Linked DNA regions of Homo sapiens: region 1 is linked to region 2. Evidence: chromatin loops called from intact Hi-C (ENCODE). Cell type or tissue: PC-9. All regions are shown on one strand. Links, peaks and the distances in the headings refer to the core of each region. The heading gives the core; the rest is flanking DNA.

What was found. A loop is a pair of places that touch in the nucleus more often than their neighbours do. Peaks named below come from ENCODE experiments on the same cell type or tissue, not always from the same donor. Only the 100,000 strongest peaks of a DNase experiment are listed, where the experiment ranks them.
Region 1: it touches region 2 in a loop (9-fold over the local background); 4 of 110 quality-filtered maps call a loop at or near these places.

Annotation. Positions count from the first base shown.
Region 1 is chr11:21,510,523-21,513,328 of GRCh38, forward strand. The region is part of intron 15 of NELL1 (neural EGFL like 1); the gene reads left to right. Among named protein-coding and RNA genes, the nearest start is that of NELL1-AS1, 250 kb to the left of the region's middle. In PC-9, for the core only: CTCF peaks have their summits at 1,541 (motif pointing left) and 1,769; no DNase peak of the experiment used is centred there.
Region 2 is chr11:20,127,248-20,130,053 of GRCh38, forward strand. It overlaps LOC107984418 (a long non-coding RNA gene), which reads right to left. Exons shown (of 3, transcript XR_001748477.2): 2 at 8-120. LOC124902643 (a long non-coding RNA gene) reads left to right here. Exons shown (of 3, transcript XR_007062615.1): 2 at 584-838. Among named protein-coding and RNA genes, the nearest start is that of DBX1, 32 kb to the right of the region's middle. In PC-9, for the core only: CTCF peaks have their summits at 1,154 (motif pointing right) and 1,353; a DNase peak (open chromatin) is centred at 1,194.

The DNA.
Region 1 (2,806 bases), core at 76-2,575, 1.4 Mb after region 2:
CTAGATACAATGTGGGGGAACAAATGGTAATGTCTTTGCTCCTACCCAAATCTTCCAAAATGTTATGATCCAGCCTGGCAGTATATGTTTGCACTGTGATATGAATTCCTGTAGCATGAAAAGGTATACCTGTGACTGAGGTCCCTTTTTTCCCAGATTGAGGTTTTGAACTCTATTAAGAGTTCCTTATCCACCACTGACATCTACTCTATATTTACTGTCCTTTGGACCACTCTGTGCATGATCTTCTTCTATAATATGTGACCCATCCTCTTCCTTAGTGGTCACTCATAGTTATCTCTTTTAGCTAAGACCACCTTGGCTATTCTTTATCTCTCCTTTTTAAAAGAATAACTTTTATATGTATGTTATTTCAATGATTAAAATTGAAGTTGTAGTTTTATTTAAGATAATGGAGACAGATTATCAATGTTAAAATCTCAGCTCCTTCAATTTCCAGCTGTATGATTTTGGTCAGGTTCAAACTTCTCTGAGACTGTCTCCTCATCTGTAAAATAAGGCTAATAATAGTAGCTATTCCATCAGGTTGTTGAGAGGATTAAGTAAGCTAATTCTTGTAAAGCACTTAGAAGAGTGCTTGGCAGAGTGTGTGCTAGGTGTTGTGTTATTGTTGTTAATCACTATTATTACTGAGATGTTATCTCCAATATATTCTAGCAAATATATAATGTAATAATACATTTGTAATAATCTCTCTTTACTTCCTGTAATAATCTCATGTTTACTTCCTCTAACCCATCCTAGTTTCCTACAACTTTCTTATTTGTACTTTTCCTCGAGAAAGAGTTACTATTTGGCTTATTTTATTTGCCTCAGCAAGGGGTAAGTAATGCTCCAGAGAAGCGCCCTCCACTAAGCCTGCCATTCTCACCAACGGCAATCTGGAGTGTTATGGAGACATGATGTTGGATGAGAAAGATAAGGTCCCTGGCCTCCTGGGTTTACAGTGCAGTGAAGGAAGAGAGACAATAAAGATATATGCTGGATCATCTCAAATACTGGTTAATGCTAGGAAGAAAAGGAAGCAAGGTAATGGATTAGGGAGGCTGAAAAGATAAAGCTACTTCAAAAATGGTGGTCAAAGAAAATTTTTTCAGACTGTGGCATTTGAACTGCGAGCTAAATAAAAGAAGGATTATATATTAAGAACACAACACAGGTAGATGCAAAGGCTCATGCAAAGGCTCCAACACAGATGATGGATTTGAGAAGGCCAGAATGTCTGGAGTGTAATGAGCTCAGGGAAGAATGGTATGGGATGAGAAAAAGCATGAGGACAGTCTAGATCTTATAGGGAGTCATAATATTGTTCAAAGCTCCTACTAAAATCTAAACACAATAGAACCCACATATGGACAATACGGGACTAAAATACTGTATTGTGTAAGATGCAAGCTGACATCATAACAAAGAGGACATAATTGGAATGAGCCTGCCTACTTGAGTCAGATCCAGGGCCCAGATCCACCCCATTCTTGCTGCCTATTTGGTGCCACCTGGTGGCGATGGTCCTCAAGCCTCAATGGCATGTTGAGAACACCTCTTGTTCCTGTCTTAGCTGGAACATGGCAGCTGTTCCAGAAATACCCTTGTGAGTTGGTACCTCTTTAGCTGAAATGATCCCAGAAGAGTGAGCTAAGAGAATATTGAGCACATGGGGCCCATTGTCTTTCCTGAAGCAGGCCAGCCTCCTGTTTAATGCTGGCCTTGCCTTTTCTTCTCTTTCTATCTCCCCCAAAGATAAACACCTTATCCCACCTCTGTTAGATAATTAGGACAAGACAGAGTATGAGACTAACTGACACTCAGAAGTCACATTATAATGAAATCATGTTATCAGGGAGTATGTCATCCAAGGATTTTATTGCATATTTTATTATTAGGGAGAATGACAATATAGCTTTGATTTTATACTTACAGTGCTTGATATATAGTGATATTATAATATTTTCTTATATTGTAATTATATATGTGCTTGTCTCCCTCAAGGAAAATGTACTACTGAGAGCCAGGAGAGGGTCTAATTCAACTTTGTGCCCCTAGTAAGAAAGGGGGAAATGAAAACCAACGTGTATATTCACCTACTACAAATAGTAGTAGAATAAGTCTTATTTAATAGTCACAAATAGTCTACAAGGCAAGATCGATTATCTTTATTTCAAAGACAAGGGAGACAAGGATGAAGAATGAAAAGCCACATAGGCAGTAAAGAACAGATCTATAAAATGCCATCCCAAATTGTGTGAAAATAAAAGCTACATGACTAGAAAAAAAAAAAGAAATATGCAACAGATATAAACCAACGAAGCCTGTTGACATTCCACCTAACCGAACCTATTACCGCCAATGCTTGAACATGTTTCCTGGCAGGTAGCTAATGCTCAGCAGATATTTGATGGGTTAAAAATGAAAAATACATTTGACCATTTTGGATTTAAAGAGTGGGGTTAATGGCACCTATTTCCCTAATCAAAGCCAGTAGTCAAGGTGATTGGACATCAAGTTTATTCTTAAGCAGCAAGGCCACAGTCAGCTATGGTTTGGGACCCCAGGCAGCCCTACTGAAGTTGCACAGAAGAGGTACTTGTCAATGCCAATCAGTCTATTCCTGCTGTTCAATTAGGTTCTGATTTGTAATTCACTACCCTCCAGCACCATTTTACTCAGTGAATTGTAGTCAACACCACAGGAAAAATTAATGCCTGTGAAATAATACCTGAGTAAGGGGAAGAAAAGCCAAATGCAAACTGTTCTTCTCTTATAAGTGTGTTTATTTTTTTCCAAA
Region 2 (2,806 bases), core at 140-2,639:
CTAGTACCTTCCACTGTGTGAGGACACAGAGCACAGAAGCCACCTATGAACCAGAGAGTAATCCTTCACCAGATGCCAAGTCTGCTGGTGACTTGATTGTGGGCTTCCCAGCTTCCAGATCTGGAAGAAAAAATTTTCTGTTGTTTAAAAGCCACCCAGTTTATGGTATTTCTGTTATAGCATCCTTAACAGACCAAGACAGGTGGTGGTGACACAAGTGTTTGCTTTGTTGTAGATCTTTGAGCTATATGTCTTTGTTTTGTGCACCAGAAGGTTTTTAGAAAGTAAACACGACCCCAGGCTGCCCACCTGGCCATCAGTGAAAGCTGCAGTGCAGCTGAGAATGCTGCCCTTGAGCACCGGCTTTGGCCTTCACCCCATCACTAACTCACTGCTTGAATTCTCAGCAGTATGTCGGTTCCTGAATGCATAAATCGAGGACGCTTTGTCCACCTTGACACTAACTGATGTGTGAGCTTGGACAAGTTAATGCCACTCCCCTGTCTTGCAGGATTGAGGAAGGTGATGCATCACGTGTGCCAGATGCCATGAAACACTGACTCCATCTTCTTCATTCTCCTAGCTGTGATTGCTTGCCTCTGCAGTCTCTGCAGGAGTCAGAGGATGGAGCTGCAGAGCCTCTAAGGCCAGAATTAGGCCCAACAGGGGAGGATGCAGACAGGCACATCAAGACCCCATACAAAGGAAAACGTCCTAAGGGCCACAGGAATAGGCTGCTTTAACGGGATACTGAGCGCCCTGTCACCACTGGAGTTCACACAAAGGCTGGAGAACGACCTGACCGAAGCAGCGGACGAATCCTCGCCCTGGGTGACAGGTGGGTCCAGATGTCTCGGAAGCTTTGTTCACCTGGCAGGATTGCCTTGTGCAGGGGAGATAGTGGAAAGGGTGTTGAGGTCTGGAGACCTGAGTTACTTAGCCTACCCTAGCTGCTACTCTCAGAGAAGTCCTATCCACCCTCAGGGACATAGTCTTCCTCTCTAATGAGGGATTGGACTAGTTCAATGGTTCCTTAATGTGGCTTATCACCAGTGACACAGAACCTCCCCTATTGCTGCTGGATCAGAATGTCCCGGGGTGGGGAATCAGGAATACAGTCCTCCCCCAACTCCTATATTCCAGGGCCGCAATTAGGGGCAGCTCCTTCGACCTCACAGTGGCCACAAGAGGGCAGCAAAGCCCAAGCAATGCCATCCTCAGGCAGGCCCTGACTTTACGGGTGGACCTGCAAAGCAGTAAATTCAGCTCTCTCTCAGATTTAGTTAGAGTATTTTTAAAAGGATTGGGCCCTGGTGTGGTGGCTCACACCTGTAATCCCAGCACTTTAGGAGGCCGAGGCCAGTGGATCACCTGAGGTCAGGAGTTTGAGACCGGCACGGCCATCACGGCCAAACCCCATCTCTACTAAAAATATAAAAATTAGCCAGGTGTGGTGGCGCACGCCTATAATCCCAGCTATTCAGGAGACTGAGGCAGAAGAATCACTTGAACCCAGGAGGCAGAGGTTGCAGTGAGCCAAGACTGAGCCACTACACTCCAGCCTAGGCGACAGAGCAAGACTCTGTCTCAAAATAAAATCAAAAGGACCCTCAGAAGGTCGAGCATACTATTTTTCCCTCTACCTCATGCTTGGAGAATGAAGCTACATTCTCTATAAAGGAGATAGGAAAAGGAATTGATGTGTGTCAGGCATCTTCTTAAGCCAAGCAGCCTGCCTTCGTGGAGCATGTGATCTGCATAACAATCGCGTGAGGTTGGTGTCATCCTCTGTCTCATGATTGGTCAAGGGACTTGGGCAAGGTCTTGCTAATCAGAGACAGAGTAAGGATTTGAACCCAGGCCCTGCCAGAAAGCATGGAGTCTTGCTCCTATACCAGCCTGCATCCCTACCAGCCACTGCTGACTATGCATTCACATCCATGACCCCACTGGCATTCTGCCTTGGCCTTGCAGGTGAGGCCCAGAAGGTATAGTGACACTTAGGAAGGGAAACTGTCTCAGAATGGACCCTGAGCTAATGATGCTGCCAGAATAAGAATCCAGGTGCTCTAACTTCCCTTCCCAGGCAACTAGGGGAGCAGTTAGGCCCCAGACTCTAGAGTCAAATCAGGGCTCCACTGTTTGCAAGCTGTGACCCTGGGCAAATGGTGCAGCTCTCTCTGAGCTCAGCTTGCAAATCTGTAAAATAGACATGACAATATTAACCTGCAGGTGATGCTATAAGTGTCCTTCTCAGTGTAGGGGTGGAAAGGTATGATACCTTTCTTCACCCATCATAAGACTCACGAATGACACTCCTATAACAAAAGACAACAAGAGAAAAGCATAACAAATTGACTTAAAGTTTTATGTGACACAGGAGCTTTCAGAATAAAGACCTAAAAACTCAAGAGAAAACTGTCTGTTTTTAGCCTTAGACCCCATGAAGAATGCACAGCCATGTAGAAATGTGATTGGATGATTGGACAGAAAGGGTATGATCTAATGCTAATAGGCGGAGTGGGGAAACCTAGCAAGGCCCGACTTCAGATTCTTCTTGGCCTCTCTGTGTGCCGTTCCTTCCTCCCTGGTATGGGGCAAGGTCCCTTCTGGAATAAGGGTCTTATTATCTGCTATCAGACAAGGTAGGTCAGAGAATTTCTTTATGGCCAGCTCTTACACAGAAAGGCAGGGGAAAGTTAAAGTCGTGTTTCTAGGTTTTATGGCTGGCTTTGGGGAAAAGGAATTCTAGTTTTTATGGCCTGACTTGGAGGAGAAAGGTTAGCAGAAGAAAAAGGAAAAAGGA